Regions from separate parts of the Homo sapiens genome. Here all the other regions are linked to region 1. A link is a contact called in ENCODE Hi-C or POLR2A ChIA-PET data. All regions are on one chromosome and are shown on one strand. The core of a region is the stretch at or near the end of the contact, and the rest is flanking DNA. Distances in the headings are between cores, read along the strand shown.

Region 1 (4,277 bases), core at 749-3,248:
TTTGGGAACACACATCAAAATCTCAAGTACAACATAGTTCAACTATAATTATAAGACTCTATTTTCTTATTGTGGGCTTTTCTGAAATCCAATCATTTGAAAAGATTGGATTGAGCCACTTATGACTTTCTCAAAAATACATGAATTGACAACTTTGGCCTTTGGCATAGTTGCTGTAGTAATAGAAAACTTAGCAATACCAGACCAGGTCATCCCTGTACATAATCTAACTCCCTGTAGTTAGATTATGGGAGTCCTAACTATACAGTTGAGAAGTGTATAATAATTCTTTTTTTTTTTTTTTTGACGGAGTTTTGCTCTTGTTGGAGGGCAATGGCACAATCTTGGCTGACTGCAGCCTCTGCCTTCCAAGTTCAAGCAATTGTTCTGCCTCAGCCTCTCGAGTACCTGGAATTACAAGCGCCCACTACCATGCCTGGCTAATTTTTGTATTTTTAGTAGGGATGGGGTTTCACCATGTTAGCCAGGCTGGTCTTGAACTCCTGACCTCAGGTGATCTGCCCGCCTCAGCCTCCCAAAGTGCTGGGATTACAGACGTGAACCACCATGCCCGGCCAAATGTATAATTCTTTATGGGCTGTGATGAGGGAAATAAGTTTACAAGTTCGGATATCATGTTCTCATGGATAGTTCAGGCCATTCTTTTAGAATGTAGGAGAGGTTAAACATAAGCTATGGAAGGAAAAGCATTCAGTGCTGGTGCTCAGCACTGGGGCTGGTTATATGACTATTAAAGTTTACACAGTTTGATCCTGAGGTTAGTAATCCATTTTCTTCTGAATGAATTCAATGACTTTTATGGAATTTCTTTCAAGTTTTAAATCTTTTACTTTACCTTCTTTATGCTTAAAGACATTTTTATTTTCACCGTGAAATAGCTTTCTTACCAAATAATACAGTGTGTGGCTAATTTACCCTTCAGGGTCCTTAAATTAACTAAAGTTCATTTTTTGTTCAATTTTCATAGGAGAAAATTATTGCACAAATTTTGCAGAAAGGTTCAAAATGTTCTCCTTGGCTGTTTGGAACAATGACATCGAGGAGATTAAACTGCTCAGTAATTCACTGCTTTAGTTATTTCTGGTTGAAATATAATGTGCTATAATGTACAGTGAGTTGTGTATAGGAAGCAAGGTTGTTTCTTGCGTAATTCTACTCCATTACTATTCCATAGCCTTATATGTAGGATTTCACAAATTCTATGTTGCCCAAACCAGTTCATTTTCTATAGATTCTTGGATATGCAATTTGAAGTATACAAAACCATGCAGATTCTAAGAGTGGTGGACACACATATAAGAAAGATATGATTGTGCAGATGATGGATGTGACTGCAGTCTGAGAAGAAATATTTGCAGCAAGGAATTGTAGTGCTTACTGTGCCAGGCATTGTCTGAGTCATCTAATTCTCACAACACTATAAGGCATCTTCTCCACTTATCTCCATTTTACAGGTGGAAAAACTGGGGCACAGGGAGATTAATCTACTTGCTCAAAGCTGCTGTGCTCGTGCGGGACAGAGAATGACTTGAGTGCAGTAACTCTGTCTCTAGAGTCTCTTCCCCTAGCTACCTATGCAATGCTGCTCAGACAGCAAGAGAAAAAGAGACAGAAAAAAAAAAAGTCTTTTAAAATTAATATTTGTTCACTGAGGGGCAACGAGTAATAGTCATAAGAGTTTAGTTGAAGAGAATTTTCCCATAAACTCAAGAATGCCAAATGAACTTTATACTGATGATGGGTATGTATAATTCTGGGATACAGTGTCTAGGCTACTTGGCCCTTAAAATTAATATTGACTAAATGTTTAATTGTCTGTTCCATTCTAGACATAAAGATCCCATTAATTCACAACATTTTTTTCCATCTCATGTGATGATGTGGCTAATATTATTATGCTAATTATTTCTAGTTGCTTGGTTTCAAAAACTATGAGACCCGATTCAAATGGTGAATGAGAGTCCTTGGCTCCTTTAGGCCACTAGGGTGCTCCATTGCTCTGAATGGCATCTCAGCGTCTGGTTGAGTTTATCCAGAATAAAGTGAAATCACATGAGCATGTTATTCTCTACTCACTGAAAAAGATCAGGAAGACAGGGTCTTGACAAAAAATGCAGTACATCTCAGAAATCTGGAGAAGAAAGTGGAAGACAGCCAGGCCGAATTAACGAAAATCAGACTCAAAATATTTTTTAAAAATTCAGTTTTATTACATTCTGATACAGTGCATCCTTAGCTTATAAGTTATAAACAGGTACTAAAAATGATGTCAACAAAAAAGCTGTAATGTACAGTATTTCTTTGCATATAGTAGGTGGCTATTAAATAGTTGTTTGAGGTAAAATTTACCTATAAAAGAGCAGTTTGACATACAAATCTATTTGATAGAACTAGCTCTTGTGGCATTTTTACTTAATAAGGATCACATAAGCTAAATGGAAGTCACTATTAATTTCAAATATTTTATTTGATTACATAAATATTCTGAATAAGAACATTATGAGTTTGGAGTGAGAGTATTTTATAAACAATTTTTTTACAATATACTTTTATTCCATAGGGCCATTTGTTTACAAAATAATTGTTTTTCAAGTTTTCCTTATGGAAAATTTCAAACATAGACAAAAGTATAAAGAATAGATTAATGAACCTTCTCTGTGGCCCATCCTATTTCATCTCTACTCCTGCCCATTTCCCTCCTCTGGCACTGGATCATTTTTAAGTGCATCCCAATGTCAAATCAGCCAGGCATGGTGGTTCATGCCTATAATCCAAGCCCTTTGGGAGGTTGAGGTGGAAGGATCGCTTGAGCCCAGGTGTTCAGGACTAGCCCTGGCAAAGTAGCTAACCAGGCCTTGTCTCTACAAAAAAAACAATAATGATAATAAAATAGCCAGGCATGGTGGCATGTGCCTGCGGTCCCAGCTACTTGAGAGGCTGAGGTGGGCAGATCGCTTGAGCCTGGGAAGTGGAGGCTACAGTGGCCGTGGTTGCTCCACTACACTCCAGGTTAGACCACAGAGCAATACACTGCCCAGAAAGAAAGAAAGAAGAGAGAAAGAAAGAAAGAGAGAAAGAGAAAAAGAGAAAGAAAAAAAGAAAGAGAAAAAAGAAAACCAATGTCAAACCATTTAAATAATATATATTTAAATATTTATAAATATTTTATCATAGATGTTCTTTAAGAAGAAAAAAACATTTATTCTTAAGGCATTTTAATAAGTACTCAAACCAATCAATCCATTTCAGTCTTCACGAGCATGAAGCTGCTATTCATGACAAAAGCCTGATTCTCGAAGCCAGGGCGTCATTTTTCACGACACAAACAAAATAATTCTTGGGCTAGCATTCCACCAAGCAATGTGACTCTGCAAATTTCTCCAAGGGAACACTTGCAGACAGCCCCTTCTACTACAGAAAAAAAAAAAAGATTCTAAATATTATATCAGGTAGAACTAACTATGAAAGATCAAAATTCAAAGACACGCAATTGCATCCTAAGTCAATATCATATGGGTTTCAGATGTTTCTATGCCAAATCAAGTGCAGTTACCCATTCATTGTTTAGCGACAAGATGCAGGATGCTTTACAATGACTCAAATGCCCCTGAATTACTCATGGAAACCTGGGATGTGCTCCAGGACGGTGTGTGCAAATTGCTATTCTCTGCTCCTGATGTTTGAAACAGAAGTTCCAACATTATCGTCATTTATTCTCTGACACATCGAAACGAGACTGAAGTATGAGACATTAGTCTGCCTTATGCAAATCTTGACATCCCATAATGGGATGCAGAGCTTAGCATCCCCCAGGCTTCTTGCCTATGTGCGGGTCTTGTAGTGTTTTATCCTGTCTGAAGCAGTTAAATCTTTTTCACTCCCCTTGATGATTTCTCCCCACAGTGATTTATTTGTGTGTGGGGAGTTGGGGGTGGGAGTGCTCATGAAAATTAGAAAAAGTGTGGAAGATAATTTACTGAGGTGCTCTTCTGCTGATGATCTGTGACTGTCTGAATTCTTGTCTCATACAAAGTGGGGCGCTCCTCTGCATTCCAGAACCATTTTAAATCAATGCATAATTTTCCTCATTTTCCAAACGAGTAAGTCCTTTGGGGAAACTAGATTAACACCCCCAGAGAAGGGGGGTCTCCATTTATCACTAAGTGGACATTAAGCAAGCAGGAGCTGTGTGAAGTTTCTTCCTTTGCCATGTTAATAGACCTGGGCTTGACAAGAAGAGAATATGTCTCTTTGGA
Region 2 (4,277 bases), core at 1,207-3,706, 850 kb after region 1:
GCTGCAGTTCAAGAGGTGGCATGTGTTCCTCTTTCGGGTAGCACCATAACTAGATGAACTGAAGAAATAGCAGAGGATACTGAGGCACAATTCTTAGAGAGGATTAATGAGGCACTGTGGTTGACAAGTCTACCGATGTTGACCACAAAGCTAATAATGCTTGTTTCTGTGTGATATATTTTTCAGGAGGACGTGCATGAGGATATGTTATGTGTGCTTTTGTTTCCAACCAACACCACAGCTGCAGAACTATTCAGGCCTTCGAATGGTTACATATCAGGAAAACTGAATTGGTCATCTTGTGTCGGTATATGCACAGACAGAGTCTGTCTGGATGGCTTTATAGTTTCATTACTCAGGTCAAAGAGGTCAGTTCTGAACGTGAGTCTGTGCATCATCCATAGAGACATGCTGGCTAGCCGAAAAATGTCACCTGAACTTAAGAACATTTTGCAGAATGTGATTAAATTTAGCAACGACATGCCCTTAGCTCACGTCTGTTCTTGCAGCTCTGTGAGGAGATGGACGCAGAGCACACACGTCTTCTCTGATACACAGAAGTGAGATGGCTTTCTAAAGGTAGCTCACTGGCCAGAGTCTTTGAGTTATGAGAACAGCCCCAGAGATTTCTTTTAGAAAAACAGTCACCACTGGTGGCACATTTCAGTGACACAGAATGGGTTGCAAAACTTGCTTACTTGTGTGACATATTCAACCTGCTCAACAAACTCAATCTGTCACTTCAGGAGAGAATGACAACTGTGTTCGAGTCGGCAGATAAAGTGGCCGCATTTGAAGCCAAACTGGTATTACGGGGGTGATGAGTGAACACTGGGATTTCTGACATGTTTCAAACATTAGCAGAGATTTTGAAAGAGGCTGAGCCAGGGCCTTCTTTCCCCCAGCTGGTGCATGATCACCTACCTCAGCTTTCAAAAGAGCTTGAGCATTACTTGCCAACCACAAAAGACCCCGGAAGTGGGAAGGAATGGATCCACAACCCATTTGTGAGTAAGCCAGGTGAATCAACTTTGTTTGTGCTAGAAGAGGATCAACTGCTTGAGATTGCAAATGATGGTGGCCTTAAAAGTATGTCTGTGGCAACTTCAAATCTCCATACATTCTGGATTAAGGTCAAGGAGGAACATCTTGAGATTGCCACAAAAGCATTGAAAAGCCTGCTTCCATTTCCAACATCCTATCTTTCTGAAGCAGGGTTTCTGCAGCGACAGCAACCAAATCAAAAATACAGAGTAGACCAGACATAACCAACACAGTTGGGTGCCACCGTCTCCCATCACCCCCAGATGGGACCGTCTAGTTGCAGGAAAACAAGCTCAGGGCTCCCACTGATACTACATTATGGTGAGTTTATAATTATTTCATTATATACTACAACGTAATAATCATAGAAATAAAGTCCACAATAAAAGTAATGTGCTTGAAACATCTGGAAACCATCCCCCCACCTCAGTTTGTGGAAAAACTGTCTTCCATGAAATTGGTTCCTGTTGCCAAAAAGTCTGGGGACTGCTGCCTTCAGGTTACTATGGGTCAGAAGACCTTGCCATCTTTTGCCAAAGTTTGCCTTTCTGTTGTTTCCTAAAGCATAGGCAATAAATGTAATAACTTATGAATGGTATGTTTAACATGCTTTTGGTAATCTTGTCTTATGAAGAGAAATAAATGTGCTCCAAATTCTTCCACAAGCAAAAGAATCAGATCAGTAATTTCCTCTGGGAGTGAGAGGGGTGGACTTGGCTGGGAGAAGTGGGAGAGAACTGTCTGGGTCATAGTGCTAATGTTCTTATCTATTCTGGTAAAGGTTGGGTAACATAGATGTATTCATGGGTCAAAACTGATTTCAGAGTGTTGATTTACATTAAAACCTGTAAACAAAAACTGAACTCTAGTTAATGGTATGTATGTTGAAGTGTTAAGGGAAAGTGTAAAGAAATGCAAGATGAATGAACGGTTGGAGCTACAGATAGAAAGAAGGGTGATAAAGCGAGTATAGTCTAGTGTTGATGGTAGAATTAAACTTAAATGGTGTCCATACAGGTGTTGAATAAAACCCCCTTGACTTGCTGTCTGCATGATTTAAAAATTTTAAAACAAAATGTTGGAAAAAGTCATCTCACTTCATAACATCAGGTTATAAACTTCAATGCGAACTTCCTCTTAATGCAAAACCTTCTGCCCATTATAAAAAAAAATGTATATATTGCCTGAGACACAGCATTAAGTTAAATTTACAGAGAAAAGGAATATGTCAGTCTCCAAGAATCTTACGGGTGAGTGGAGACAAGATTTATATCTGTACACCTCCCTTTAAAAACAAACAGCAAAGTTTGTGTTTGCAACCTGTTACTGGAGTTTAAATTTTCCAACAGCCTCTTTCTCCTGAATGCTGAAATACCCTGGGGGGAAAAACCCAGGCAAGTTTGACTTAACCACTTAGAGAAAAGTCCACTTGGTGCAATAACTAGCCCCAGGGTTTATCAAGCAAATATCCCCACTCTGCCTGACTCATTCCAAGGTATTTGTTCAAGGCATCGTCCTGTGTAATGCAATTGGTCATATCACACGCTTCAGTACTTTTTTTTTTCTTTTTACCATGCATCCCTTTTCTTGTACACTGACCTACTGAGAGGCTCTTCCTGACAGATCAGCTATGAGACTGCACTGGTCTACATCCCTTCCACTCCGTCCTCTCTCATCATCTGCCTTGTTCCTGAGAAGATGTGTTTGATGAGTAATTCCAATACAGATCTTGCACTGTTGGCTGACTTCTCCAACTTGTTAATTAATTCATAAAATGGTTTTCTGTTAATTAAAGAGGAAAGGGCTCCATCTAGCTGTTTGGGAGACAGAAAATGCATCCCAGGATTGACAGCAGGAAGGGGCTATGTGAGTTACCCTGTTCCTCTTTTTTTAGATGACATCTGTGGAAAACAATAAACTTCACTTCCTTTCTTAAAACAGTGGGAAATGCAGACATCTGCTATTTGCAATAACTAAATCCTAACTCAAGATATTTTCGAGCAGAACTTGATAAATGTCCTGAACTTCTGCAATGCAACCCCAAATTTCAATCATATTTATTCTTTTTCTCTCCCCTTCATGTATTTTAAGGAGAGTATCTGGCATGCTCACCAAAATCTGCAAAGAAACACACATGCAAAGTTGGTAAATATTGTAGTTCAGTTATATGAATTCCCAGCAAGTGTGTAAGAAGAAAATCAACCCAATTTGCAAAAGGACCTCACAGAGCTGAGGCTGGGCTGAGCACTGTCACTTTCCGTAGCTTGCGAGGTCTCTGTGCCACTGTCAACCAGGTACAGTGTCCCTGTCAGCTGGCCCTAGAAGGCTGTGCATGGATAACCAGGCTTATTTGCCAAGGGACACCTTGGCATGGAACACAAAGGGCACATCACAGGATAACCTGCTGTAGCATGATTGGCTTCAGAGTAGCTCTGATATCAAACCGATAGTCAGGTGCTGGGGCAAAGAGCTGCGATTTCTCAAAGATTCCTGCAGTGAGCTCGGAGGCTGCATTGCAGGAAGAAATAACAGCCAAGGAGCCCTGGCTATGATGCTGCAGAGAGTCAGGAAAAACAGGGAACATTGACCTGGAACGTCCCAGTGAGCGTGGAATGTGTTGAGCATTGGATGCGAGGCCCCTGAGCTGTTGGAGGGTCTGGTGCTCTGTGTGTGCAGACGGCATGCAAGTGCAGGCACATGTTCTGTATGCCGTTTTGGGAGAGGCGGCAGAGGTGCTGCTCAGAAAAGGCTGTGTTCAAATAGGATTTGCAGAAGAGACGCCCAGGAATTGTAAGAATTCAGCAGACTCTCTCAGAGCTGCCCCCAGGCACTCGTTTCCAAAGAGCATGGAGCCCGAGGTTCTCTCCACCCTGCGACTGAGTTCGCTTTTTACCGGAGATAAAGGTCCAGGTAACATTAGGTCGCCTACCCTATAGATAACAAGCAGCCACTCAGGTTCATTTCAGTCACTTCTGTGTCCCCTACAAGATTCTCTCTACTGCCGCAGGCAGCGGGAAGCCGGAAAAGTAAGCCTGTGTCTCTGCAGGAGCCACCTAACTGCACCAGGACTCACGGAGAGGGAAATGAAATGACACCAACTCTGAGTGAATAGGAGTTCCGACGCAGGAGAACCAGTGTGAATGGAAGTAGGACGAGATAACATAAAATTAATTTCTTTCCATTGAAAAGTCATATGGAATTTTACCTTACTGAACCCATGATCTCAAGAAAAT
Region 3 (4,277 bases), core at 1,080-3,579, 560 kb after region 1:
AATTTCTACTATATCTTCGTTTTCTTACTCATGCTTTTGTTGGGGCTTTTTAAATTATTTTTTGCTTCTGCAGTAACATGGATATTTCATTTGCAACTTTCTTATAAAAACCTTGAAAACTTACAAAGTTTTCTCCTAGCACAATGTGGGTTACATTCCATATATTATGGCATCTTCTAAACAATCTCTTTATTCAGTTTTAATTTTCTCTATCATTTTCTTTGAGTTAACAGCTCATGGATTATTCAGGGAGTATTTTTAGTTTCCACATGGTTTTAGATTTGGTGTTAAACTTTTTATTACTTAAATTCTATTGTTTATTGTCAAAATATGGCTTATGGGAATGCTTTGTATTGAGCTTTTTTTTGACACAGAAGCTATAATCAATGTTTAACTATACGATGCACATTTGAAGACATTTTCTTTAAAGAAATACTGAGTAAATAAAACATATTAATTATTCAGTTCTCTGTAAAGTTTATGTACATAACATAAAAAGTAGAGATATTGTTAAGTAGCCTGTTAAGACTGTGCTTTGCCAGTTTCTTATTGCATTTATAACAACTTTTATGTCTTTTGATGCTGTTATTTGGTTTTTAAACATCTCTGGCTACTACATTCTCATAATAAATTATACTTTAGAAAATTAATATAAAGTAGCCCTCGCTCATTCCTTATTTTCTCTCAAGTTCCACTTTGTATGATATTAATATTGCACTTTGGGGTTCATTTTATTTTTTGTCTTACATTTAAGAATTTACTCATCTATTTTCTATGTCATTTTGCTTCGTACACATGTATGTGTATATAAAATTTAATATGACAATATCTTTTGTAAAGGAAGTTTGACCCATTTATATTTACTGTATATTATCATGAGTGATCTTCTTGATAAGAGTTCTGAAACACACACACATATTACTTTTGGCATCATTCACTGCTATTAACACAGGTATATGACATTTTAAAAAATAAATCACCCTGATCTAACTTAAGGCTTCAAATCGTTCATTTATACATTTGCTCCAGGAATATTTTGTAAAGTCTCTATTACATCATGGAATTGTACTAGCCACTGAAAACCCTTTGGTGAAAAAGATACATATGAGTTGCCATCTTGAAGCTTACCTTCTAAAAATACTAACAGCAGGACAACAATGCAAATCTGTGTGCTTTCTATCCAAGGGCACTGTTCTCTCTGCTTTACTTACTTTATTAAATTTTCACAACTAAATGACTTTCTACCAATGAGCAAATTGAGAATCACAGAGTTTTAAAAACATACCTATTGTTATCTACTTTGCATGTGGTAGATCCAAGTTGCTAATGTATATCTGAACACAGAGCCGGTCACTATGAACATGCTACCCACCAACATGTGCTCTCTCTCTCTTCGGGCTCCAAGCTTTCCATAACGCTTCCAGGTTGCCAAACCGTCAATCCCAGCCACTTTGAAGACCCCTCCTAATGCTTCCCTGCCATTCACAACTACACCTTGTGGTGACTGAACAGCTGTTCTGTTTCGCTTCAGGCTGTTTTCCTGGGAACCACCAGCCATTCCTCGTGCCCACTGGGTCTTACTCTCACTGGCCCCATGGACCCCCTGAGGTTGTCAGTGACTTCTGTTGGGTTCCAGGTACAGGCACCCTTTGCCACAGAGATGACCTCTGGAATGTTCTCAGCCTCCTTCCATGCCCTCCATGTACCTGTGGGAATGTCTTGATGCTTTCCATGCCACAGTGACAAGGACAGCAAGCTCAGATCCTCACTCTACCTATTTGAGCTGTGCAGTCACTAGCACTGTGAGAAGACCACCCTGAAGTGCCGGAGCAGGGGCATCCTACAAGGCCGTATTTGTGCACTGCCCCTCTGCCCTTGACAGGCGACCCTCCATCTTTCTGGATTTTTGCCATGCACTCCCACCCTCACCCCACATCCTGCCCATCAACCTTGAGGAGAAGGCCCCACACTTGGCGTGGACAGGACCTGGCACTGTGCTGCTTTACACTCTGCTTTGCCTTCCCTGCCCCATGGTGTGGCACCCGACAGGCCATCCCTCTTCTCTTTCTGTTCCACCACACCTTCCAGACACAAAACTCTATGATCAATTACACTTTGCCTAGCTTTGAATATGCCAAAAAGGGAGCTTCCCAAACTGGGAAATATTTTTCTTTCTCTACAAAGCTTGGCCTTCGGGCCTCGTGTGTTTCTGTGAACTCAGATAGCTTCATTAGCATGCAGAACCTGCCCATCCTTCCCCGTATGAGTAAACCCGCTGTCTGCATCCTGGCAGGTCACCCTCCTCCCTGTAGGGCAGGAGGCTGCCCAGGTTGCGTAGGAGAAGCCCATATACCGGGAAATGCAAAGCATAAAATTACATCAGTGTATCTCAAAACTGTTTGCCCTATTTCGTAACAACTCGAGAAGTACATGGCACGGTGACATCACCAAAGAGAATATTTGCCTACTTTGAAACTGAAAAAAAAAGATTCCTGAAGGAGTAATGCTCGAGGTGAGTTTTGAAGAACCATAGGAAGCACCTGGTGGAAGAGGAAGTTAATTTTCTTTCCGGGCAAAATGAATGGTGTCTGCAAATAGCCAGAGGCCACAGGAGCATCTGTGTTTAAACAACTGAAGAAAGCCCACAGGGCTGCAGAACGGAGAGAGAACAAGAGGCATAAGGAGATGCCAGACAGTGGGCTTTGGCAGGGCAGGGAAGGCTTGCGTTTGTCAGGCGTGGCCATGTCTCCCTGCTCTAAAGGGAAGGAGAGGAAAAATGGGAGGGGCCGGCAGCGGATACTGTTGCGGCAGCTCTGGCACAGAGCACATAAGATTACAAAATCTGATGCCTGCTAGGGTTGGTTTCATGCCCCTTTCAGCTGACGCACTCATGATCCACAGGCTGAAGGAGGCAAGGGTTGTGAGCCCCAGGTGCCAGCTCTGCCCAAGGACCGAATCCCGGCTCCCTTCCTGCGTTACCCCACCTTCTTCCAAGCGGCCCCACCCTCAACTGTGGAATTTAATTCTCCCAGAAGGCCTGGCACGGTGGCTTACACCTGTAATCCCAGCACTTGGGGAGGCTGAGGCGGGCGGGTCACGAGGTCATGAGATTGCGACCGTCCTAGCCAACATGGTGAAACCCCGTCTCTACTAAAAATCCAAAAATTAGCTAGGTGTGGTGGCGCACGCCTGTAATCCCAGCTACTCAGGAGGCAGGAGAATCAGTTGAACCCGGGAGTTGGAGGTTACAGTGAGCTGAGATCGTGCCACTGCACTCCAGCCTGGGTGACAGAGTGAGACTCCATCTCAAAAAAAAAAAAAAAAATTCTCCCAGACATGCTCAGAGCCAAAGCAAGCAAAATGAGGGTCCTCCACTGAGTGATTCTCCTGCACCCTCCTTAGCTGTCCACCAACACTGCCTCCAGTTGTCCCAAGCCTGAAATGCACTTGAGAACACGTCCTCAAATCCAGTGGAAAAGTCTACATTATTTTGGGAGAACAGAGCATCAGACAGAGCTCCCAACCCCACCGCTTCCTGTCCTTTGCCTTGAGGACCTCCCTCAGGGTAGGGGGGCCTGTGGGCCAGGAGTGGGCAGCCCAGCCCCTTCGATTTCACAACTGCCTGGTTTCCTCTCTGGTGGAAATGCACAGGTGGTGACAAAACTGGATGAATTTCATCTTCTTTACTCTTGTTTTAGAGCTGTGAGTTCGAGTCAGTTACGGTGTGTGACTTACTAACCCATGTTTGCATCTGTGTGCTTCTGATCTTCACACACGCTGAGCACATTAGGGGCGCCTTCCTGTGGACCGGGCCCCACACTGGCAATGGGGCAGGCGCACAGTTCCTCCAAAGAACCTCACAGCTGTGCCTTGTCCTCTGAGAAAAGGTGTCAGCCAGTTCCACTGGACAGCCGGCACTGTCAGAAATCCTACCTTAGCAGCTGGACCAAGGTCTCACCGGAGAAGATGTGTCAATTCAATTTCAAGGTCCTTTTATACAATTTAATCAAAGGTCATCATTAGAAAAAAAAATCATGATTAAGAAACGAATAAAATTCAAGTCATACTGTTACCTCTGTTTTAAACAAAACAATGTTTCTTTACATATAAATTTTTATTTCAAAACATTTGATCCCAGGAAAGTCTTTCACAATAAGTGAGTTTTTAGCAGACCAGGAGAGTCATCAGTGGATAAGAGTTCTGGGGTGAAGGTTTTCACAAAGTGCCCTAGATTGTTGATGATATTTTAATCATCTATCCTTGGAATACAATGGACA

What was found. A loop is a pair of places that touch in the nucleus more often than their neighbours do. ChIA-PET counts read pairs that join two places held with the same protein, here RNA polymerase II (POLR2A). Pooled maps may share reads with other maps.
Region 2: a loop to region 1 is called in a map of MCF 10A, with 29 times the contacts of the local background. The contact joins two enhancer-like sites. A Hi-C loop is called at or near these places in 2 of 168 maps with a recorded cell type or tissue (MCF 10A and mammary epithelial cell) and 3 of 50 pooled maps.
Region 3: a loop to region 1 is called in a pooled map, with 2.4 times the contacts of the local background. The contact joins two enhancer-like sites. A Hi-C loop is called at or near these places in 1 of 168 maps with a recorded cell type or tissue (endothelial cell of hepatic sinusoid) and 4 of 50 pooled maps. POLR2A ChIA-PET finds 5 or more read pairs at or near these places in 1 of 52 experiments (RWPE1).

The regions. Positions count from the first base shown.
Region 1 is chr13:109,143,738-109,148,014 of GRCh38, forward strand. All of the region lies in intron 32 of MYO16 (myosin XVI), which reads left to right. LOC105370356 (a long non-coding RNA gene) reads right to left here. Exons shown (of 5, transcript XR_931717.3): 5 at 3,220-3,432. Among named protein-coding and RNA genes, the nearest start is that of MYO16-AS1, 21 kb to the right of the region's middle. Within about 2 kb of position 1,999, at least 3 of the 41 ENCODE cell types and tissues checked have a DNase peak (open chromatin) inside an H3K27ac peak, as active enhancers do.
Region 2 is chr13:109,996,460-110,000,736 of GRCh38, forward strand. It overlaps a transcript of LINC03082 not described here. Among named protein-coding and RNA genes, the nearest start is that of LINC00396, 55 kb to the right of the region's middle. RefSeq lists an enhancer at 1,566-1,735. Within about 2 kb of position 2,457, at least 2 of the 41 ENCODE cell types and tissues checked have a DNase peak (open chromatin) inside an H3K27ac peak, as active enhancers do.
Region 3 is chr13:109,702,623-109,706,899 of GRCh38, forward strand. No RefSeq gene overlaps it. Among named protein-coding and RNA genes, the nearest start is that of LINC00676, 24 kb to the right of the region's middle. Within about 2 kb of position 2,330, at least 14 of the 41 ENCODE cell types and tissues checked have a DNase peak (open chromatin) inside an H3K27ac peak, as active enhancers do.